3 separate regions of the Homo sapiens genome follow, and all the other regions are linked to region 2. A link is a loop called in an ENCODE intact Hi-C map of the cell type or tissue named here. Cell type or tissue: ascending aorta. All regions are shown on one strand.

The links. Peaks named below come from ENCODE experiments on the same cell type or tissue, not always from the same donor. Only the 100,000 strongest peaks of a DNase experiment are listed, where the experiment ranks them.
Region 1: it touches region 2 in a loop (5-fold over the local background); 2 of 110 quality-filtered maps call a loop at or near these places.
Region 3: a loop joins it to region 2, with 3 times the contacts of the local background. A loop is called at or near these places in 30 of 110 quality-filtered maps.

What each region holds. Positions count from the first base shown.
Region 1 is chr9:98,986,420-98,994,419 of GRCh38, reverse strand. COL15A1 (collagen type XV alpha 1 chain) reads right to left here. Exons shown (of 42, transcript NM_001855.5): 4 at 7,052-7,126; 5 at 5,162-5,242. Among named protein-coding and RNA genes, the nearest start is that of COL15A1-AS1, 46 kb to the right of the region's middle. In ascending aorta, a CTCF peak has its summit at 4,942 (motif pointing left); DNase peaks (open chromatin) are centred at 626, 4,609 and 6,989; H3K27ac peaks cover 2,295 bases.
Region 2 is chr9:99,820,659-99,828,658 of GRCh38, reverse strand. NR4A3 (nuclear receptor subfamily 4 group A member 3) reads right to left here and starts at 6,774. Exons shown (of 8, transcript NM_006981.4): 1 at 6,252-6,774; 2 at 2,827-3,000; 3 at 1-618. The coding sequence starts at 616. RefSeq lists silencers at 3,959-4,008, 6,631-6,680 and an enhancer at 5,544-6,056. In ascending aorta, CTCF peaks have their summits at 3,929 and 6,841; DNase peaks (open chromatin) are centred at 4,458, 5,978, 6,858, 7,688 and 4 weaker places; H3K4me3 peaks cover 5,180 bases; H3K27ac peaks cover 3,445 bases; H3K27me3 peaks cover 660 bases.
Region 3 is chr9:99,263,658-99,271,657 of GRCh38, reverse strand. No RefSeq gene overlaps it. Among named protein-coding and RNA genes, the nearest start is that of SEC61B, 45 kb to the right of the region's middle. In ascending aorta, a CTCF peak has its summit at 4,934; a DNase peak (open chromatin) is centred at 4,927.

The DNA of each region.
Region 1 (8,000 bases), 830 kb after region 2:
AGGCAGAAATGGGAGCTGGGAGGGGCCCTCCAGGCAAACAGAACCGCAGGAACTAAGGCGCCATGGAGGGGAGAAAGTGCTCGGTCTGTCCAGAGAACTGTGAGCATCTGGGTGTGGTTGGGAAAGAGGCCCTGGCTGAGGACCAGAATCACCTGCAGAGCTTTTTGTCAATACAGATTCTAGGATCTTTCACTCCAGATCTACTGAAGCTGAACATCCAGGTCTACAGCCCAGGCAAGAATCTGCTTTTAAAGACCAATCCCCCCAACACAGTGCCTCCCCAACCCCCCATGCCACCCCCACCCCCAACACACACTTACACACAAATGACCCTGATGCACAGCCAGGGCTGAGAACCACAGGGATGTTAATTCCAACAGCATAGAACTTTCTGAAAATGCAAAGAATTGGATAGCAAGGACCCCAATCCTAAATGGGGAAGAAGGCAAGGAGGGGCAGACTTTGTAGTCCCTGACCACTCAGAAAGTCTGCAATTCAGTTCACTGGCGACGGCTCATGTCTCAAAGGGTGGCAGGCTGGAAAGGCTGAGGATGGGGAAGTGAGATTCATTCCAAGAAAGAAGTTAGACAGACAAGGGGCGGGCGGGGACTGTCTGAGCTGAAGAGGGAAATTCCCCGTCCTAGAGGGTGGCTGCCGGAAAATGCCATAAAGCCCTTCCAGGAGATGTTAAAAGGGGGAAGTCCCCAGCTCAGGGGTGGCATGACTGAGTGCACTCTGGACCCTGAGCTGGAGACCTGGCTCTGCCACCTCCAGGCTGGGTGCCTCCAGCAACCATCTCCATGGCCTCAGTGCCCTCCTATGTAGAAGAGACCCCAAACACCTCCCTGCAAATGAGACTAAAGGAAATGGAAGCATGTGGAAGAGCGTGAACTGTGGTGCAGACAGACGGGTGCACAGGGAAGGCATTCTGATGATCAGGAACAGACAGGTTAAGGTCAGGACCATCAGGCCTCGAGGCACAGCCCAGGGCAATCCCCTTAATAACTGAAGGCAGCCACAGGGGTTTGGCATGCCTGTCAGCCCAAGCCACTGGCCAACCAGGAGGCCCCAAGAGGAACGAGGCATCTGTACTATGCCCGGTGCTGAGTCCAGCACTGAGCTGCTCTCTGACACATCACATCACCTCCCTTAATCCTCACAACAAACCCACTGGTCAACAGTAGCAACAACAGGCACTGTCCAAGCATTTTGCACAGGGCAATTTGTCTAATTTTCACACTGACCCTATGAGGCAGGTCCACTCTATTGTAACCAAGGAGGAAACTGAGCCTTGGAGAGCTTAAGTCACTTGCTCAAGGTCAAGAGCTAGTAAGTGGCAGAGCTGGGATTCACGCTTGGTGGAACTCTGATATGCACCAGTTCCCATAAAACCACTGAGAAAAGTTGGGTTGGGGAAGCATGGAAAGAAAGTGTTAGAGGTTCCCCAGAGGCCACCAAGTCCATCAAATCACCAACAACTTTTTCTTTTTCACTTTTCCAGATAGTCTGGGGATTGATTTCATAGCCCCCCTTGGCTGACACGTGCCCCACATCTGCCCCAGTGCCTGCAGTGCCATGGTCCTGGGGAGGGTCCAAGCCTGGGGAGTGAGGCCTGGCTTGAGTCCTGACTTCACTACCCTGTGACCCTGGAAGAGGCACCCCACCTCCTGGGCATTCATTTTTGAATCTGCACAATGGGGCTGATGCCACCTACCTTGCAGGGTGGCAAGAAACAAAAGTGAAATCATGCATACAATAGCGAGAATTGACAACGTGCTGGCGGCCCTCGCTCGCCCTCAGTGCCTCCTCGGCCTTGGCGTCCACTCTGGCCACACCTGAGGAGCCCTTCAGCCCACCACTGCACTGTGGGAGCCCCTCTCTGGGTTGGCAGAGGCTGAAGCCGGCTCCCTCTGCTTGTGGGGAGGTGTGGAGAGAGACGTGTGGGCAGGAACCAGGGCTGCGTGCAGCGCTTGCGGGCCAGTGAGAGTTCCAAGTAGGCGTGGGCTCGGCGGGCCCCGCACTCTAAGCGGCCAGCCGGTGCCACCGACCCTGGGCAGTGAGGGGCTTAGCACCCAGGCCAGCAGCTGCAGAGGGTGTGCCGGGTCCCCCAGCACTGCCGACCGGCCCGCACTGCTCTCGAATTCTCACTGGGCCTCAGCCGCCTTCCCGCAGGGCAGGGCTTGGGACCTGCAGCCTGCCATGCCCGAGCCCCCTGGCAGTGGGCTCCCACATGGCCCAAGCCTCCCTGACGGGGACCGCCCCCTGCTCTGCGGCGGCTGTTCCCATCGACCATCCAAGGGCTGAGGAGGCAGCGTGGGACTGGCAGGCCGCTCCACCTGCTGCCCTCGTGCGGGATCCACTAGGCGAAGCCAGCTGGACTCCTGAGTTGGGTGGGGACTTGGAGAACTTTTATGTCTAGCTAAAGGATTGTAAACACACCAATCAGCACCCTGTGTCTAGCTCAAGGTTTGTAAATGCACCAATCAGTGCTCTGTGTCTAGCTAATCTAGTGGGGACTTGGAGAACTTTTATGTCTAGCTAAAGGATTGTAAATACACCAATCAGCACTCTTGTGTCTAGCTCAAGGTTTGTAAACACACCAATCAACACTCTGTGTCTAGCTCAAGGTTTGTAAACACACCAATCAACACTCTGTGTCTAGCTCAAGGTTTGTAAACGCACCAATTAGTTCTCTGTGTCTAGCTAATCTAGTGGGGACTTGGAGAACTTTTATGTCTAGCTAGAGGATTGTAAATGCATCAATCGGCACTCTGTATCTAGCTCAAGGTTTGTAAACGCACCAATTAGTGCTCTGTGTCTAGCTAATCTAGTGGGGACTTGGAGAACTTTTATGTCTAGCTAGAGGATTATAAATGCACCAATCAGCACTCTGTATCTAGCTCAAGGTTTGTAAATGCACCAATCAGTGCTCTGTGTCTAGCTAATCTAGTGGGGACTTGGAGAACTTTTGTGTCTAGCTAGAGGATTGTAAATGCACCAATCAGCACTCTGTGTCTAGCTCAGGGATTGTAAACGCACCAATGAGCACCCTGTCAAAATGGACCAATCAGCTCTCTGTAAAACGGACCAATCAGCTCTCTGTAAAGTGGACCAATTAGCTCTCTGTAAAATGGGCCAATCAGCAGGATGTGGGGGGGGGTCAGATAAGGGAACAAAAGCAGGCTGCCTGAGTGAGCAGCGGCAACTTGGTGAGGTCCTTTTCCCATTGTGGAAGCTTTGTTCTTTTGCTCTTTGCAATAAATATCGCTGTTAGTGTCTTTGGGTCCGCACTGACTTTATGAGCTGTAACACTCATGGGGTGGGTCTGCAGCTTCACTCCTGAGGCCAGCAAGACCATGAACCCACCGGGAGGAACAAACAACTCCAGAGGCACTGCCCTAAGAGTTGTAACACTCACCGCGAAGGTCTGCAGCTTTACTCTTGAAGACAGCGAGACCAGGAACCCACCAGAAGGAAGAAACTCTGAACACATCCAAATATCAGAAGGAACAAACTCCAGACACACTACCTTTAAGAACTGTAACACTCACCGCGAGGGTCCGTGGTTTCATTCTTGAAGTCGGTGAGACCAAGAACCCACCAATTCCAGACACAATAGCACCAGGTACACAGTGGTATCAAGAAATGCCAGTTCTCTTCCTTCCCCTCCCACTTCTCTATCTCTGTCCAAAGCTGCCCAGCTCTGGTGCCCCCTCCCAAGCTTCTCTGCCCTACTTCTGTCCCCTGTGATCATCTCAGGCTCAAACTCCACTCTCCTTTCCTGTCCCTCTCTAAGGGCAACCTTGGGCTGTTGGCACCTTTGCCTGAGTTGGCTTCGCTGTGAATTGTGAACTGGTGCACAGGGCAGCATCAGATGTGAAGGCCACTCTGTGTCCTACTGCCCCAGGTTGGGACATGCCTGTGGGATGGCCAAGGGCTGATGGGCACACAGGATAGCCACACCACCCAAAGCAGTTGCCCTCCCCAATCACCAGGTAGGCAGGCAACTTGGACCCTTGACTTCATTCATCCCAACTGGCCAAGAGTTGGCCGCCATCCTTGGGATGGACTTTTGCAATACCACTCAGGCCATGACCCCATGGATGGGCATCAGGAGACTCATGCTGTTACCCCAGTCCGGCCCATACACCCTTCAGTCAGTGTCTTCCCCTATCTGGGCCTTGGTTTGCTCAGTTTGTACACAAAGGGCAGTTTTCCGTACACCTCTGTACAGAAAGAGATGTACAGGACTTTGGGTCCTTCCAGTGCTAACAGAGTCTAGTTCTATTCTGCTGCATCCACAGCTCTGCTGCATGCACAGCCCTGCTGCCCAAGGTCTGTAATCTCCAGCCACTGCCTAATTTCCATCTCCCTGATTTCTTCTATTAGAGATACGTTTACAAAGTAGCCTGACCAGGCAAGGAGACGGCTGAAGCTCTGCTGTATTTAGTGACTCTGCTGCTGCTTGCTGTTTTCATTAAAAACAGGCTCCTGGGTGTCCCCACAGTCTGACTCAGTGCTTTCAAAACCACTTCCATGTCTCAGCCACAGGGAGCATTCCCAGGAGGGAGGAGGTCCAGGCCACTGGAAGTTAGGATTGCCTTTCCCATGCGTCAGAAGTGAGCTCCCTGGAGGACTCTGTGACTCACAAGACTGGGGTCCTGACTGTGCTTTCACAGCTGGAGCACTGAGCAAATATAACAAGAGCCATCGTTCAGGGCCATTTCCCTCATGCCAGATGCTGGGCTGAGGCTTGTCCCTGCACTTCATCATCTAACCCTGGAAACAACCCTATGAGATAGGGCTATTAGAATCACCATTCTTGGAAGAGGAGTTGAGGTTCAGAATGGTTGAGTAAGTTACCTAAGGCCACAGGCTTTTTACCCAAGGCTCCAAAGCAATACAGCACAGCGTTTGCCCTTGACAGCCCTCTGATGGCCACACACAGGGTGGCACTGAGGAAGCTGGTGTTGCGGTTCACCAGGGGATTTTGCAAAGTGCCCATTGGCCATTATTTTCCTGACCCCCCCAGATGAGTCAACGATTAAGCTCACAGGTCTGGAAACAAAGAGGTCAGACCCAGGACTCTGGGCCCCCTCTAGTAATTCTCAGCCTGCTAAAAGCTGAGCAAGATCACATGGCACAGCATCCCAGTACTCACCGAGGCTTGAGTGTAGGTGACGGCTTCTAAGATCTCAGCTACTCCGTCTGCCTCCTGCAGCCCACTGGTCTCTCCAGATGCCTGTGTGGAGACAAACTGTGCCACACACCGGGCAGAGCGGGCAGGGCCCATAAGAGTTGGATGACTGGGAAAGTTACAGAAACTGACAAACCGACTCTCCTACAGGGAAACCGTGTGTGTGTGTGTGTGTGTGTGTGTGTGTGTGTGTGTGTGTCTATGAGAGACGGAGTGGGGTTAAGGAGACAGCGTGTGTGCAGTGTGCATGGTTGGTTATTTGTTTTATTTATTTATTTTTATTTTTTTATTTTTTTGAGACAGGTTCTCTCTTACTCTGTCACCCATGCTGGAGTGCAGTGGTGCGATCTCAGCTCACTGCAAACTCTGCCTCCTGGGTTCAAACGATTCTCCTGCCGCAGCCTCACGAGTAGCTGGGATTACAAGCACACGCCACCACGCCGGGCTAATTTTTGTATTTTTTGTAGAGATGGGGTTTCACCATGTTGGCCAGGCTGGTCTCCAACTCCTGACCGCAAGTGATCCACCCACCTCGGCCTCCCAAAGTGCTGGGATTACAGGCGTGAGCTACTGCGCCCAGCCTGGTTGTTCATTTTATTTCTTTCCACATTTTATTGCTCTAACAGAATACACAATGATTTCTCACTCTCTCTAACATATCTACTTTCATTCGATCCAGGTCCCCACCACTCTCCCAACCTTTGTGAGGCTGTCATTGGAATCTTGCGCTGGGAACAATTACAGCCGAAGCATGACTTCCTGGCATTACCTAATCTTTCTAATTAGCCTCCTAAAGGCAGACAAGGAGCCCGAGTGCTGTGATTTTGTAACCAATCCCTTGTTCTTGGACCCTTGGGTTGTTTCTACTTTTTCAGTATTAATGGCAATGCAGAGACTAACGCGTGACTACACTGATCAGCATCACATGACTGTCAGGCTGGGACCACTGGCTCATGGAACACAGGCATTCTCACAGGCCCAAATTCCACCTCTCAGGGGCTTTCCAACGAAATCGACAGCATTTTGTTTTTTACAAAGTTAACAAAATCAATTTATGTTCTGTTGTGACGTTGATGCCACCCAAAAGGCAACAGGAATTGCAGGAATGCGCTACCTTCTGCTCACCTCTGACTGCATCCTGGACCCCTTCTCCCTGGGAGGCCTCACCCTTGTCATTGGTCAGGCATCACCTGCTCCCTAACTGGCTTCAAGTTCCTCCTCTTTCCTCTCCTGCTCCCACCTGACAACGTTGAGTTTGGGTTTGAGGATCTCCCCCTTTTCCCATCACACTCAGCTCTGCCACTGTATTTGGGTATGGAAGTGCATATGAGCAGCTTATTAAACAGTTCCCAGTTATTCCTTTATCTCCAGCACCTACCCAGGGCTGGCACCCAGCAGGTGCTCAGTCAATCCTTAGAGGGAGGGAAGAAGGAGTCATCTTTTTTTTCCTGCCCACCACTCCATCCCCAGCTTAGGAACGAACTCATTTGCCAAGCATAAAAGCTAAGTTGAGGATCGTTTTTTATAGGAATTTACTCCCAGAATATCTCAGTTTTAACTTTGATTTTAGAATCTTGACACCATTTCTTGGCAAGAAGGCGGGAAAGCAGGCCATTGACGGCCACAGCCATGGAAGATCCTGACACCTTATAAGAAACACAGCTCCCCACACCAGAGATGGCTGATGCTCTTTAAAAAGTGAAATCACGCCAAAAGCCCAAAATAGGACTTGAGGCAGCAGTTGCCAAAATGAGAGGTTTCAGAAACTCCACGCCACTGTCTGGGCATCCAGCCCTCCCCAGGCTGCGGCTGCTGGGGTTGCAGGGCCCACTGTGGGATAGTAGGGGAGCTCACCGAGGACTCTTCAGGGTCACACAGCTCCTCGGGAGTCCTGGGGTCGGGGTGCACGGTGAGCTGCTGGAGGGAGCCCTGGGGAAAAGAGACGGATCAGAAGCCACGGTTTGCACGTACACAGCATGACTGCCAGTGGAAGACATGATTGTTTTGGCAATGGAGACGAACAGGTAAAAGCGTGGGAATGAGGATGTACAGCCTGCAGTCTCAACCACGAAGCCAGGCCACCTCTTGGCCCACTCTCAGTTATGGGGGGACTCTCCTTGGGCCAGTATCATACTGACCCCTGGGCCAGAGAGGCCCTTGGGGAGCATTGTGTTCAAGTGTGCACACCACAGCAGCCTCCTGTCTCCAGGTCCCCAGCTTGTCAGCGGCAGGCCCTGAAACGCACATCTCCCTCTCCCAGAAAGCTCTTTCCCCTGCAGCTCAATGCTTCTGAGTTTGAAGGCCTCGTCCCAAGAAGGGCTACCACAGCCTCCCTGCCTCCACTCTCCTCCCCTCTCCCCACACCTGACAGCTTCCTCTCCATGAGGCTCCTAAAGTGAGCATTTAAAAATTGCCCTTTGTGTTTTAACTTCTTAACATTCTCCAATGTCTTTCACTCTACTCCAGATAAACCCAAACTCCACCCCGTGGTGCTGTCCTGTTCACCAACGAGACATCAGTAAATACGTGTGCTGACTAAATGAGTAACTACAATAACTTAGTGATCTTTAGAATGCCTTATTCATAAAAGCCCATTTTGATAGTAAAGTCAGTTTAAATTTTTTTTAAGTGCACATTGCCTAGAAGGCGGGAAAAGCTACCTCTCACTCTGGTATTCTAGTGTATCCCACCTTTTCAGAAATTACTTACGTGCAATTGTCACCCATATCCAAAGATCAAACCATTTAGGGCTATAACAAACCTTGCTCTTTTATATAAAATCTTAAAACGTACAAAGTGCTTT
Region 2 (8,000 bases):
CCGGGCTGGGCGCGGGGGGATGCGGCGGCGAGGGCTTGAAGTGGAAGAGCGGGAAGCGCGCGCCGGCCACCGTGGGGACCGCCTTCATCGGCGGGTCCAGCAGCGGGCCGGGTGCGATGCAGCCGGGCGCCGAGGGCAGTGCCTCGTCCCATAACGCCCCCGCCTGCGGGGGGAAGGCCGGCGTGGTGGGGGTGGACGGTGGGGACTGCTTGAAGTACATGGAGGTGCTGGGCAGCACCTCGTCCTCCGGGCTGGAGGCTGGAGGAATGGATGGCTGCTGATGCTGCTGCTGGTGATGGTGGTGGTGGTGGTGGTGGTGGTGGTGATGGTGATGGTAGCTGGGCGCCCGCCCCTCCTCCACTTTGATCAAGGGCCGCTGCATTTGGTACACGCAGGAAGGCTTGAGTTCGTAGTTGCTCGAGTAGCCCTCCACGAAGGTACTGATGCTGGGCAGGGACGTGGTGGCTGTAGCCGTGATCTCAGTGCTGCCAAGGTCCATGGTCAGCTTGGTGTAGTCGGGGTTCATGATCTCCGTGGTGTATTCCGAGCTGTATGTCTGCGCCGCATAACTGGAACCTGGAGGGGAAGGGCTATATTGGGCTTGGACGCAGGGCATATCTGCAGGGACAGAGAAAAGGGTCTCTCAGAAGCAAGTTAACACTTGTTTTCTAGCCAACAGGCAGCATTGGGTTCACTGTTCTCTAATCTGGGAAACAGAGAGGAAGTGTCATCCTCTCCTCCTTCTGGTAGCATAGACACAAAGCCCCACACTTATTTTCTTCATCCCTAGTAAGGAAGCTGAATTCCTGACAAAGGGGTGCCAAAACCTGGCCTCCTGTGGACTCCTGTACCTATCTTTCCTCCCTTGCCCTGTCCTCCACTAGATTTGGGAAACTTGAAGTCTTTCCTCATAAGCTCAGAGATGTTTTTAAAAAGAGGCTTTGAATCCTATAAACTAATTGGAGTGGGCTCCTCAGCTATAACCTAGGGGGACAAAGAGAAAGCCAGTGGTTTATTTGGGAGGAAAGAGGCCATTGGTCCCCCAAGGCATACACATTGATTTGTAAACCTGAGTTAGGCAAGAAAAACTACCCTGTGAGAGATTTAGTGGCCAAGGGAGAGAGTTGACATTCTAACATTTTATGAGTGCCAATTGAGGTTGCCCACACACGTTGTGGTTGCTTTCTCCCACCTCATCCCCACTCTTCCAATAGGGCTAGCAGCCTGCACAAACTGGACCCCTGTTGATAACTTCAGTCAGCTAGGTGGGGACATAGGCCCAGGAAATTGACTCGGGAGAGTTTGTACCATCTGCAAAGAAAAAGATCAGCAGCTGCAACAAAACACCCACCCATATATATATATATACACACACACACACACACACACACACACACACATATATATATCCCAATTCTAACTAATAAAACATATCAGTGACTGTTTTGTGATAACAGTTTATAACTATCATAATAGGCAAGTTAGTATAGGTATTTCCTTATGACACTAGAATTAGTACCCATGAAAAAAAGCAGTTTCTCAATAGACTTGATTTCTCTGCCAGTTTGACTATGTTGCCCCCAAAGTGGCTGGTATCCAGGGTGCTTACTATTGTTCAGAGAGGCTGAACTGAGTGAGAAGGCGCTGAGAATTATTGGATGTAGTGGATGATTTATCTAATTATTTTTCTTTCTTTATGGCTAAATATAAATGGTAAAAAACGGCGGTTTTTGGTGGTTGGTTTTTCTGAGCCAAAGGAAAACCAGGTGCTTAACGCCTCTTTGGAGTCTATGGTGTAAAAGGTGTGACTAATAGAGAAGTGAATACTTCACATTTCCTTTGACATCTTTCTCTTACCCACATTTCCAAATCTGATTGAGTCATGCATGTATGGGATGAAATCTTGACTTGAAAAAAGGTGATGAGGGCCTGTTGGAAGAAGCAGTGATGAGGAGAGGCCAGTTCAAGCCTTTCTTTAACAAGCAGGGCCTTAAAAATACACTCACTAGTTTGAAGTCCAGTTACTTATCTTGCTGTCCAGTTGTTGGGATGAAATGAAAGGCTAATCATTTAAAAGAAAGAACACTGCCTGATCTTTGATCTATTCTCCTTCTCCCTTCAGCACCTCTAGGATTTCTCCATTACTCTTTTCTGTCATTCTTTCCGGCCAATCCCTTTTTACTGCTCTTATTTGTGTCTTTCTGAGGTTTCTAGCTAGAAGATGAGCTTGCTGGGATTGTATTCTATTTATCTGCATTATCTATGGTGCCCACACAGGCTTGGCACCTAGTATTCCTTTAACAAATTTGTAAAGAGGTGGTACAAACCAAAAGTGCAATCTGTTCTTTTGCCAAACTCAAATTTACTCTTTGGTTTTCATCTCAAATGCTTTTCTCCTTCCCTCTGAGCTTCAATCATCCAAACTTCTGCACCCAAATGATTTGGGTTTTATATAAATGAAAATGCTCAGTATTGCTCTAAGTGATTCCATAACTCTTACATGTGCACACTGGCTATAAAAGAAGAGCAAAAATGAAATTAAAAATGTATAAAATACCCTAATCTATTGGTGTATTTGTATTTCTCTTAGGAAAATTAATTTTGAGCAATGCAAGCTTAATTTAATTTGGCTGCTCCACTCAGTAGCAACAGGGTGTGGTATACAGAGGAGCTTCCTGTGAGGAAGCCACCTGTGTTGTGAAATTCGCGGCCAGCAGTCACTGTCCTGGCACTGGGCAGGTCGACCACGCTGCCCGCCGAGTGTGTGGTTCCCCCACCCACTTCCCTCAGCCAGGGAGGAGAAAAGGGTCTTGCCTTCGGACCTACCTGGAGGGTATCTTGCGCGCTGAATGGTGGGGCTGGGGGTCTCTCCAGCGGAGGCTGAGAGTGTAGGAGGAGCGGACGTCCGGCGAGGCGAAGCGCCGGCAGTGCTGCCCGGCACCGCTAAGGGTCCAGGCTCAGGGCCCGGGCTTGCCGGGCTGCCCTCTTCCGCAGTGGGCTCTACAGGCAAGGTGAAAGAGGACATAGGTCACAGTGAGACCAGGATGGGTCACTACGGCCCGGGCTGGGCGCATTGGGGACTGGGGGAATTGGTTGGCAACCTCTAGAAATGTTACATTAATTACAAAGAATTATCGTAAAATTAAGGGTGATTAATGGTACAGGAGTCCCCCTGGGCAAGAAGCATCACACGGCCTCGGGGAAGCCGAGGAAAGGTTGTTGGAACCCACTGCGCCTACCACCGTTTTGTGGCACCAAAACCGAGGCTAAAAAAAAAACGCGCAGCCTGTTATTGCCCAGAAATTGATCTCTCTGCCCCCACAATTGATTCCGAGCTTACGAAGTCAGGAAAACCAAAGAAAGCAGAACACTTGAGGAACGAGCTCCGCCCGAATACGGGGGGTCAGTGAGTGTTCACCAGCGGAAAAAAGCCATTTTCCAGCTCCGCCCGCCCCCACCCCTCAAATACAAATTTTACACGTTGCATAGGAAATGCACAAGGTCCGGAACGAATGCATGAATGCCCCGAGGAATTAAGAAAGTCTGCGCTTTTCATTCTAAATGCTAATGGAGCTTCGCTTCTATTAGCCGCGAGTTTCGAGGGCCAGGGGTCAAGCAAACAAAAGGGCACAGCGATGAGAAGGCTGGCGCTGGAAGCAAGGGGACGAAGCGGACGGCGTTAGCGGCTGATGGGACGAGCGGAGGCAGGTCCCCTGCACCCAGAGGGCGGTGTCTTCGAGGGTGGGCGGCTTGGAGGCTCCTGGCCACCCAGCGGCCTAGCGGGGGCACATTCCTGAGGGCGCCGAGCGCAGCTCCGGGACCAGCGTCTCAGCCCACAGCCTCAGCGAAACTTTGTAGCTGAAAGCGCAGCTCAGCAGGCCTCAGGGAAGGAACTGGGTGCCCAAACTCCGGCCTATAGCGCCCCCTTTGCCCGGGGTGGGCGCAGCTCGAAGAGTGGGAACAGGGACCGAAAAACCCCAAATCAAACCAAACCAAAAACCTCCGAGGTGCGCGGGGCCACGAGGGTCATCTCCTGGCGCCCCTGAGCCCGGGGCTTGCCTGCAGGAAGAGAGAAAGGGACTCGGGGCTCCCAGGTCCAGGAAACCCTCGACGACCAGGAAATGGGGGATTCCCTTGCCACCCCCAGCCCCAGCTGGAGCTGCTCGGACGGAAAGCTTGCGCTCGATGTAGCGCGGGTAGAAGCGGATCTTCCCACGGCTGTAGCACGTGCTTCCCGTCTCCCCGCATCTTCAATGGGGGTCTCCAGCAATCCCCCACCCGCCCCTTCAGTGGGTGCCCGCATTCCCGTCCCGCATTCCCTGAGGGCCTTTCAAGCGGAGTCGTTCTCTGAGAGGAGGCCTCAGAACTCGGGTGGGCGGGGACCGCCTCTCCCCAACGAAGGAGTTCCCCTCGAGCGCCCAGCGTTCGCGGGAGGGACCCACACAGCCTTTCCTCCAGCCCAGCCCAGCGCCCCGCCGCTCTCTCCACCCCACAAGCGGCCGGTTACCTAGGCAAAGCCTCAGTGCCTGGAAACACGTTCCGCCGCTCCTGCTTGCGGCCGCCGGGGCCGGGAGCACAGAGCCTTGGGGTTGTAAATTAGGAAGAAATAACTACCTCTGTCAAAGCCCCTTTCTTTCTCGTGGGCAGACGAAAGGAACACCCCCGTGTTCCCCTCCCGGTGGTGAAGTGTGTGGAGGAAACCGTGAAACGCACCATTGTGACCGGGGCTCCTCTGCGGAGTTTCCAACCCTGGGGAGCGGGGGCGGAGGTTGGGCGGGGGCAAGAGGAGCGAGGGAGAGACTGACAGAAAGGGAAAGACTGAGATTCTCAGAAAGACCGAGGGAGACTAGACAAACCGCGGGGAAGAATTTCTGTGAGCGCACGGTCCCAGGCAAAGGGGTGGATGGGTGCCGGGGGGTGGGGGGCGGAGCGGACGTGGAGGTTGCTGTGGCCTAAGGAGGCTTTGATACTAACTCTGCGAGCATCTTGTTCAGCGAAAATAACTCGAATAAAGTAACTTCATTCATTGTGCCCATCAGCCACGTTAGGCAGCTTTTTCTTTCCCTAACTTGATTCTATAAAATATTTCCCGGTCGTGGGAAAAGGAGATCCGGCACTGGACTCGCGATGGAATGACGGCTCCCTGTTCTTCTCTCCCAGCACCACAAGGCCCTGGGATCACAGCCCGACATTTCTGATTACTAACTCCTCGCAGCTCTTCCCTCTGGAGAATCCGGACGCATAAATAAATAAAAGGCAATCTCCAAGAACGTTTTTGGAAATCAAGGGACAAATGCGTTCTTCCTCACCACTGCCCCGAGGCTTCCAACAGGTTGGAGAGGTGCCTTTGGAAGTCAGTCTCCGCAGGCTGCGCTCGCATGACCGCTCTCGTCTCACCACCGAGAACTTTCATTTCTACTAAGAGTAAAACACTCGGAGCAACTTCTCCAAAAGCGCGAGTTCTGTCCGTGAAAAAGCATGCCTTTCCCACACCGAGCCAACGTCCAGAGGAGAGGGACACCGTCCCCACACGTGTCAGTGTGCGGGAGTCGCCAATTACACCCGATTTACCTCCTAAGGGAAAAGTGTAAACCGGCATGTCAGCGACGACAGGCAGACGTGCCTAGTGGAACCCCAGGCTCATTTCAATACAATAAGCCACATTCCTACAATTACGCCCTCTTTCCTGAGGTCCTCCGAGTGCGTCTGCAAACTCTGGCCGTCGCTGCCTAGGCCCTTCCCTCCTAAGCTTCCTTCCAGAGAACCAGCTCGGTGCCACCATTAGCAACATTTACTTGGACCCACCAGAGCTCCTATTTTCAATCCTACTTAAAAGGCAGGAAAATTACTGCCGTTCATCACCGGAGCTGCAACTCCCTGCCGCTGCCGCTGCCGCCGCCGCCGCCGCCGCCGAGAGCATCATTACCATGACAACTAGAGCCGAAATACCCTGAATTACATCGCTGGAGCCGCTATAGCACAAATCCCGGTCCTCCTCTTTGTTAGAGGCTTTTCGCCTCTTCGAGTGGGGGGAGGAATCCCACGAGCTCCAGAGATCCCCGCGGGCCCACTACAGGGGAAAAGTTTCAGATCAGAACCTACGGGCCGCTGGGCTAGCAAAGCCGGAGCCGGGCGGCAAGGTCAGGGGAGGGAACCCCACACTCAAAGTTGTCAATTTCAGGAGCGACGCTTCCCAGCAAGCCAACTTTTTTAGCAAGTCCCCTTATTAACTGGGCGAATCTCATACGTACTTGAGTGCTGTGGCGGTTCCGTCTTTAGAGCGAGTTTCTAGAGAGCTGTCCCGAAATCTGCACTGGGGGGGAGTCACAGCTGCTGTCCCGGAAGGGCTGCGGTGTACAAGCCCAGCGGCTCCCGGAGGCGGTGAGCGGCTGGTGGGGGATGCTGCGATCCCGACTCATGGGAGAGCACAGCCGAGAGGTTCCGCGGGCGTCCTGGCTTGGGCTGTGACCAGGGGGGAGGATGCCGCCGCTGTTCCCACCTCCACGGCCACTGCCGGCACCGTCAGCGTTGCAAAGTGAGCCCGGGAGGGGCGTCCAGCTGCGGCGCCGCGCTGCACCGGCAAGGGCTCAGGGCAAGAGGGGTGTGAGCGCGCGGGAGAGCGAAGTGTGTGTGCGGAGCCTGTGTGCGCGCTTGTGTCTGTGTGTGCGAGTGAGGGAGCGGGTGTGAGCGCGTCTGTGTATGGGGAGCGGAGGAGGAGCAGGAGCTGGAGGGGTGGGGGGCGGGAGGCAGGAGACTCCGCTCTCCCGGCTGCGCGTTCGCTCGCTCTCTCGGCACGTCATTTATGCCACAGGAGCCCTAGCGGCCTCTCCATAGAGTGCCTGGAATGCGAGACGTCAATGTGACGCCATGGGACGCTACGTCACCCTCCTCCTCCCTCCCCTGGCCCAGCCGGTTCCGCGTGTGCGAGGGAGGGTGTGTGTGTTCGTGTGCGCGCGCGCGCGCGCGCGTTCCTCGGCCAGTCGCACGGCCGCACAATGGAAACTCCGCCGCACGGCCGGCCCCGGCCTGGGGGCTTCTCTTTTTGCAGCGGAACCGCTCGCCAGGGCGTGCGTCTGCGGGAGGGTGCAGCGGCCTGCCCACGGGTCAGGCGGGACCGCCCAGCTGTCAGGCTCGGGTGGAGTAGAGTTGGAGGAGTGCTGCTGGCGCGCCTCCGAGGCTGCCCCGAGGCACGGAGCCAGGGCGAGGGGGGTAAGGGAGAGGACAGCTCTTCCGAAAGGGAAGGCTCCGCCAGCCAGCTTCTGACCAGCTCCAGTGACCTGGCAGCCGGTGCAGAAGGCGTCTGGCACCAGCCCGAAGACGCCCTGAGGTGCAGCTGCACTTTCCTCTTGCATAGGTTCTAAAGCTGTTTACGTTGCTCCGGTCCTCTGCGCCCAGGCTAATCCCCCCTCCCCGCATCATTTACTGGGTGCGTGTTTCACACAGGGATGCAGATGGTTCCGGGGATAAGGTTTGATTTCTTTACACGTACGGCGTGGGTTTCTTAACTGGACACGTTATAACCCAGCGAAGTGCACATCCATCATGCACACGCGCGCTGCAGCAGAAACTACTCTGTGTGTAAAACAAACACACACGTGTTGAACAGCTGAGCGGGTCTGACTATTGCAAATCATTCCTCCTCCCCGGCACCGGGTCAGAAATGGAACTCTCAACTAGCACTTTCACTTTTTGATGGTTGTAGATGCCCTCCGCCCACATCTCCCAAATTAAACATTTCGAAATCAATCAACAGGACTTATTAGTCAGTCCCTCGCTAGGGGATTTGCTTTGGTCTCCTCGGACACATTTGTCATGAAATGGTGTGCCGAAAGCCTGGGTGACTGTATGAAGGAGAGCAATTTCTTCCTGGAAATGATAAATTTAAGTGTAAATTTCTTGATGAAAACAAAATTTATCAGAGTTAAAGACCCCTAGTCCCAAAGGTTGCTGCTGAGTGAACGCAGTCTCTTTCAGAAATGAATTTTTGGACAGGAGAAAAT
Region 3 (8,000 bases), 560 kb after region 2:
TCTAAGAGACCATGGGTTAGTGGGGTCACCCAGTTGAGTTTCTCACCCATGGGGAGGTCTCCACATCAGCTTCTGTAAACAATGGCACTGAAGCCTCTATTTGAACCCCTGAAGTGACATGGGGTTCCTAACTTATGAGGCTGACGCAGGAGAGGACAGGACACTATATTTGAATTTCTAAAGGATTATCTTTAGGAAGAAGGGCCTGACCCTAAGGGCAGAAATAGGAAGCTAAGGTAGAAGCTCAAAGAAGCAGTTTTCAAGTTCACATGAGGGAGAAGACCTTGAGAGACAGGGCCGTCAAACAGATCTCACGGTCTCATCTTCAGTTGTTCTTCCCCCTTCCTTCTGATCCAGAGGACCCTCCTGCCTAGCCTACTTATGATCCACTGTAATTGTTGAAAAAAGAATTCCTACTACTGAGCCAAGACAAGTCTGGGAACTTCTACTGGTTTGTCCCTTTTAATGCTCACAGAGACAGTGGCCATCCCATCGTTTTCTAAGAAGAAACCTTCAGAATTTGATAATCGGGTAGTGTCCTACCTGAAATCATCTTAACAAGGCTAAGAAGTCCCAAATCCACCCAGCAGACAAAAGAGAGAAAGAATGTTTACCTAGACAAGAGCTCTCCCAACTGTGATTTTTTTAAAAGCAGAGGATGCTGTCAAGACACAGCGCACCAGCAGGGCTTCTGCCCACCCTAGCCAACCACAGCAGAGGCACACAGTTTGATTGCAGGAGTTGTATTTTTGTTTACACAAATGGGTTTGGACCTCACCTAAAGTCCTGCAAGTTGCTTTTTAAAGTAATGATTATGAACATCATTAATTTTTATTGTTACGAACATCTTTCCCTTCTGTGCATGCAAATCAACCTCATTCACTTTACAAGCTGCCTGGTATTTCATTAAGTGGGTGCACATAATTCATTTAAGTAATCTGCTCTTACTGGACATCTGAGATAGTTTCAAGTCCTTCCAAAACCACAGTGAAAATTCTTATGCACACATTTGTGCACGTCTGTCAGTGTTCTCTAGCAAATGCGAATACCTTTTCCCTCAGTTTTTCAAAACAAGCACCTAGTGCATACATCTCTGTGCATGTGTATGAGTATTTCTGAGACTATATTTTGGAAGCAGAATTGTAGAGCCAAAGGGGATAAATATTTTTTAAATGTACTGCCAAATTGCCTTCCAAAAGACCTTACCAATTTATATATCCTCACCAATGAGAAAAAGACGGCTCCTGCTTCCTTCATATCCACCAACACTCTGGTTATTTTTGACATTTTAATTTTTGCCAATTTGTTAAGTGGAAAGTAGATTTTAAAAAAAAGAATTGTATTTCCCTGGCCATTGATGAAGTTAAGCATATTTTATATATTTGTTGGCCATTTTTATTTATTCTTCAGTGACTTGCCTGTTCACAACCTCTATTGATTTTTCTTTTGGGTTATTCATCTCTTCATATTGATTTAGAGGAAACTTTTATATCAGTGGTGCTTTATTAATGCTTAATCTGTTTTCTGTGCTATAAAAATCTTCTCATGCTCCATCACTTATCTTTTAACTTTGCTTATCTTTGCTCATTTTTTAATGACGTACTCAAATTTTCTTATTGATTTGTAAAGACTTTTTCTATCTTAAGGATATCTGTCTTTGTCATAAGTCTTGCAAATATTTTTGTTTTCCCTTTTTTGTACTTTATTTAGAGGAGATTTTATGTTTATTTAGACACATATACCGTTGTATATCATAAGTCCTTAAAAAGGTTTTCCCTACCCTGAGATGAGATACTCACCAATATTTTCTTCATGTTTTCCTAGATATGATTTTTAAATGTGTCTGGAATTTATTTTGTTGCATAGTATGCCATAGGAATCTCAATTTTTTTTCTCCCCAAAATAGTTGGTCAAATTTCCCAATATCTTTCATCAGATTAGTCATTCTTTCCTCTCTGATTTGTAATCCCAACTTACTCATACACTTAATTTTTATTTGGACTTAAAAGAGGTAAAAATGATGTTTATCAACAATCTTGACTTCATTTGCAGGGGAGAGATGAATTGTTATTTGTTTTGGATGGGAAAGGAGAGTGCGGTGTGGGATAAAATCGGGGGAAAGCAGTTAAGATAGTCATGGAATTTGTTGTGAAAAAGGAAAGCCTGAGGAAGAAAGGCCAACAGAGAAAACTACTGAGTCATAAAAGGAACATGTTATTTTAAAAAATGACTTAGGATTCGCCATAGGGAAGGAATATTTGGGGGAATCTTAAAAAGAAGATGATGCAAACAGAACTGAATTGGTTATACTGGGCTCCCAGCTGAAGGGGAAAGGCCCACAGTCAGTCTACCTTGCCAGATAAGCCTTGAATGGTTGTCACGAAGCCTGGCATAGACTACATGTTATGTTGGGGGGTTTTAATTAGTTAAAAAATTCAAAAAACTAACATAATTGCTATATTAAATAGCTTTAAAACATATATATGTTCATTATTAAAAATTAAAGAGAGAAGCCAGGCATGGTGGCTCACACCTGTAATCCCAGCACTTTGGGAGGCCAAGGCAGGAGGATCACTTCAGCCCAGGAGTTTGAGACCAGCCTGGAAAACATAGAGATACCCTGTCTCTACAGAAAATAAAAATTAAAAAGTAACCAGGCATGGTGGCACATGCCTACCATCCCAACTACTCAGAAGGCTAAGGAAAAAAGATAATTTGAGCCTAGGAAGTTAAGGCTGCAGTGAGCCATGACTGCACCACTGCACTCCAGCCTGGGTGACAAAGCGAGACCTTGTGTCAAAAAAAAGGGAGAGAGAAAGGAAAAATAGAATCATGCTAGCTAACATTTATTGAGCACCCACTATTGTCTAGCACTATATTAGCTGCTTTACACATACTTTGCTTTATAAAAAGAAAAATTAAAACCCCTGTAATCCCACCGTCTGAGATTAACCACCATTAACACTCTGCTATATTTCCTTCCAGTCTTGTTTTCCTGATATGTATTTTATGACAGTAGCTAATAAGTGTTGAGATCTTATTCACATGCCCAGAACTAATAAAATTATTTAAACCTTTTAAAATACTTTTTAAACCTTGTAACAATGCCATGAGATAGGCAGTATTATTACCTTAATTTTACAGATAAGGAAATTGAGACTAGAGAAGTTAAGCAATGTGCCCATTCTGTATACCCAGTTTTGTTAATTTTGTCACTTAAGCTTGTATCAGGAATGTTTTCCCATGTCATTAATTATTCCACAGAAGAGATCACTTAATGGCTGCATAATAGTCCATCACATGGGCATGTCATCATTTATTAAAGTATTTCAGTGTTTCTCTTCAATTCTTGGTGATTTTTAATAGAATAAATACTGCTGTGATTAACACCCTTGTACTTAAAATTTTATGCATGTCTGAGCACTCAGATAAAAACAAATTGCCGGGCGCAGTGGCTCACACCTGTAATCCCAGCACTTTGGGAGGCCGAGGCGGGTGGATCACCTGAGATCAAGAGTTCGAGACCAGCCTGGCCAACATGGTGAAACCCTGTCTGTATTAAAAATACAAAAATTAGCTGGGCATGATGGCAGGTGCCTGTAATCCCAGATACTCGGGAGGCTGAGGTGGGAGAATCACTAGAACCTGGGAGATGGAGTTGCAGTGAGCCAAGATCTGGCCATTGCCCTCCAGCCTGGGCTATAGAGCAAGATTCTGTCTCAAAAAAAAGAAAGAAAGAAAGAAAGAAAGAACGATTGATTAACAGTTGATTTACTGAGTCACTTTTTTCAGGATCTTTCCACATATTGTCGAATTGCCTTCCAAAAAAATTCTACCATTTTATAATAGACCAGCGATAAATGAAAGCATCCATTTTATGCCCCAGGCAACATTAGGTATTATTAATTTTAAATCCTAGACCATTTAAATGGGTAAACAATATATATCATAATTTTGTTTCATTTTTATTATACAGGAGAAACAGAACAGACTTTGGTTCTTCCAAAAATTTTAACGAAGCCTCTATCATACTCCCGGCACTCTTGTGGGGGCTAAGGATACAACAATGAACAAGACAGACCCAACGTGAACCTCTTAGGGCTCACAACTTAACATAAGGGGTACATTGAACACAAATTAATGAATTCCAATTGTATGTTCTATAATAAGCATTTGTAGTACTTAGTGTTTATTGACCCTTTTTAAGGTAAAGCACCAAGAACTTATTGAATCTTCGTGACAACGCTTTTACGTAGGTACTATTATTATTTCCCTTTTACAAATGAGGAAACTGAGTCACCGAGAGGTTAAGAAATTTGCCCAAAGTCCTAGAACCAATAAGTAGCAAAGACAAGATTCAAATCCAGTCAGAGCAGCCCCAGTGCCCTTAACCACTATACCATAATGCTTTCCTTCTGCTAGAAGAAAGACGTGTGGGCTGCTGTGAGATGCTGAAAAGAGTGAAAGAAGATGCAGAAAAATGAAACAAAGCAGATGTTAGCCAATAGTAAAAGGGAATAGAGATGGCAGGAGTTCACTTGGTCAGCAATATTGCCATGAAGTGCTGAATTGTATCTTTCCTCTTTTTTTCAGAGGAGTAGGTGAGGGTGACACGTGACAAAAATCAGCAGGTAGAACATTGGACAATAAATCAACCTGGAACAGTCCAAACAGGAAAGGAGTAGCCTAAATTCTCCTGCTAGGAGGCAGAGGAAAGAAGGGAGAGACCTCCACCTCCCTAGGCCTCAAGGAATCGAAAGATACATTGTTCAGTAGCAGCAGTCAAAACTGAGACGATAAGGAGAAAACGAAAACTTTTGCTTTTCCAGGGCTCCTGGCCAAATACCTCCCAGTGCGGTCTGAAGCCCCCGCTGGAGGCACCTGTGGTTTTGCAGACCAGCGGGCTCCATTCTGGTGGGCTGCAGCGCCATCTAGCAGGCGTGAGGCTGAACGGCGTCATAACAACTGGCAGTCCAAGAGTCCTTGAAAAAACAAGGACCCACGTGGCTAGCACCGTGCTAAGGTCACTGTGGTGAACAAACAAGTCTCTGCCCTTGAGAAGTTCACGGTCCATCTCGGGAGACAATCACAGACTCTAGAGCAGAGACCTGTGCAAGTGTGCAGGAAACACGGAGGGGCAAGGCTGACCTTACCTGGAGTTCAGGGAAGGTTACATAGAGAATGTGCTATTCAAATCAGCTCTTCAAAGATGAGTCATTATTAAAGATGAGTACAGTAGTAGAAGATGGAAGAAACTTCCAGGCAATAAGACTGGAAGCTCAAAGGCCCAGAGTTGTGAAAGGGTGTAGCGCATTCAGGGAAGACTGGAATGTCCAAATCACAGCCGAGAGCAACTTGACAATTTAGCCTAGTCATTTTAAGAATTACATTACTGAGATTTGAGCAAGAAGGGGGCTTTGTGCAGATTTATATCCTAGGCTAGGAGTGTCCACATTGGAACCCATGACTCCTGACTCTCGTTCCCATGTGCCTCCCACTGAACCATGGAAATGCAAGGCCAGCCACCTCCATCCAGCTCCCTGGGAAGGGCCACATTCACATGGCAGGGACCACTAGTGAGGCTGTGTGCATAGAATTGAGACCTTGAACTCAAGAAGAAGACACACCTGCACTCAGTAGCTCCACCAGTAGCTATGTAACTTTCATCAAGTTACTTATTCTTTCCGAGTGTCCATTTCCTTATCAGTCAAATGGGAAAGATGACAGCCCTTACCTCGTACAGTTGTTGTGAGAGTGGAAAGAGTGAATTCACATTAAGGGCTTGGCACAATGCCCAGCACATGCTAAATGCTTGATAATGAGATATTAAAGACCATAATTTTAATATTGTCACTTTTTTATTGTACTATTTTGGTTTTATTTTTTTACTCAGAAGTATGATTATTGATTTTTTATTTATAATTTTTACTATTTCTTATTAAGTGTTGAGAACTGGGGCCTTTCTGGTTGCATAAGAACAAACACAGAAGCCCCAGTCCTATTTTCAAAACTTGAAGGGCTGTGCTGGAACGAGGGAGTAGAGGTGGACTGAGGTGCCCCAAGTGCCAAGCTGGGCACGATGGCTGAGAGCTGCAGGATGGAAGATTTCGGTCCAATGTAAAGGAAACCTTGCGCACTCATCAAGGGGCCTTGGGAGGAAGGTATTTATTTGTTATTGGAAATGTTCAGTCTAAGACCAGATGACCATTTGTCAAGGCCACCTCCTACCTTGCATAGGGCAGGAAGTCACCTAGTCCATGGCACTATCTGATGCTTTAAACATCTAATTGAGCTCTAAACATCTCATTGAGCTCATATTCTAGGGGAATATGATTTGTTAGGTCATCCAGGAAGACGGCTGTCTGTTTATAAATTTCAGTCATAAGCAATGCTCGAAGAAGTCAGGATCCATAACACATAACCTTGTATTTCAGAGTAATTTGTTAGATTTTAGCTGGAAGCATGAGGAAGAGTCTGAGATGCTCGTGTCAGGCTAGAGACCAGGGAAATGGGCTAAAGGAAGAGAAGGCAGCTCAGCTTACCCTCAAATGCTGCCCAGAAAATGTGCTTTCATTCTGAGAAGACGTGCACGGCTGTCACAACCCTGAGAGCCATTAGAGCGTAGAGGTACCTACTGTCTTAAAATAATTCAATAACAAAGCACACAAAATGCTCACTATTCAAACATTTATACAGGGTCTGCTATGTGCAAAGCACTTGGAATATAAAAGTAAATCTAGAGCCGGGCACGGTGGCTCATGCCTGTAATCCCAGCACTTTGGGAGGCTGAGGCGGGCGGATCACCTGAGGTCAGGAGTTCCAGACCAGCCTGGCCAACATGGTGAAACCCTGTCTCTACTAAAAATACAAAAAATTAGCCGGGTGTGGTTGCAGGCGCCTGTAATCCCAGCTACTCTGGAGGCTGAGGCAGGAGAATCGCTTGAACCCAGGAGGCAGAGGTTGCAGTGAGCCGAGATCGTGCCACTGCACTCTGGCCTGGGCAACAAGAGTGAAACTCCATCTCAAAAACAAAAAGTAAATCTAAAAAGCAGATAGAGCTAAGAAGGTTATAGTCTAGAAGAGGCAATAAGACCTGAGTAGAAAATAACTGCAATCCAAGGTAGAAAATGCCTAGTGTTGTGAAAGAGGCACATGGGATTGTATGGCTTTCACAAGAGGAAGCACTGGAGGAAGGTTTTGCAGAGAAAATGACATCTAAGCTGGGCCTTTAGTAACACAAAAGACTTGCACCCCAAATGATGGAAGGGAATAACATCTCAGGGGAAAAAGTAGTGTGGGCAAAACTGCAGAGTTCCAAAAGCATGGGCTGAAGAATTGGAAGTACAAGTAGGTGGCGCCCCCTGTGACTGGAGCACAGGGAGTGTGGAGGGGGTGGGGCAGGATGTAAGATCAGAGAAGTAATTAATCATCCAGTAGTTGCACTCCTAGGTATATTACCAAGAGAATTGAAAACATACCTCCACATAAAAGACCGATACACCAATGCTTATAGCAGTTTCACTCATAATAGCCAAAATGTAGAAACAAACTACTGTCCATCAACTGACAAATGGATAAATGAAATGTGTTATATCTATACAATAAAATATTACTCAGCATTCAGTAATAGGAGGGAGTGAAGTATCAATACATGCTACCATGGATGAACCTTGGAACTGTTCCAAATGAAAGAAGACAGTTACCTAAAATGCATACTGTATGATTCCATTTATATGAAAGGTCCAGAATAGGGAAATCTATAGAGACAGAAAGTATCCTAGGGCCAGCAGGGAGACAACGGGATTAGGTGTTGATGGAAAAGGGTTTCTTTTGGGGATGGTGAAGGTGTTGATGGAAAAAGGTGTTGATGTTAAAGGGTTTCTTTTGGGGATGATGAAAATGTTCTATAATTGAGCATGGTGATGGTTGTACAATTCTGTGAATATACTAAAAACCATTTAATTGTACATTTTAAATAGGTGAATTGTATGGTATGTGAA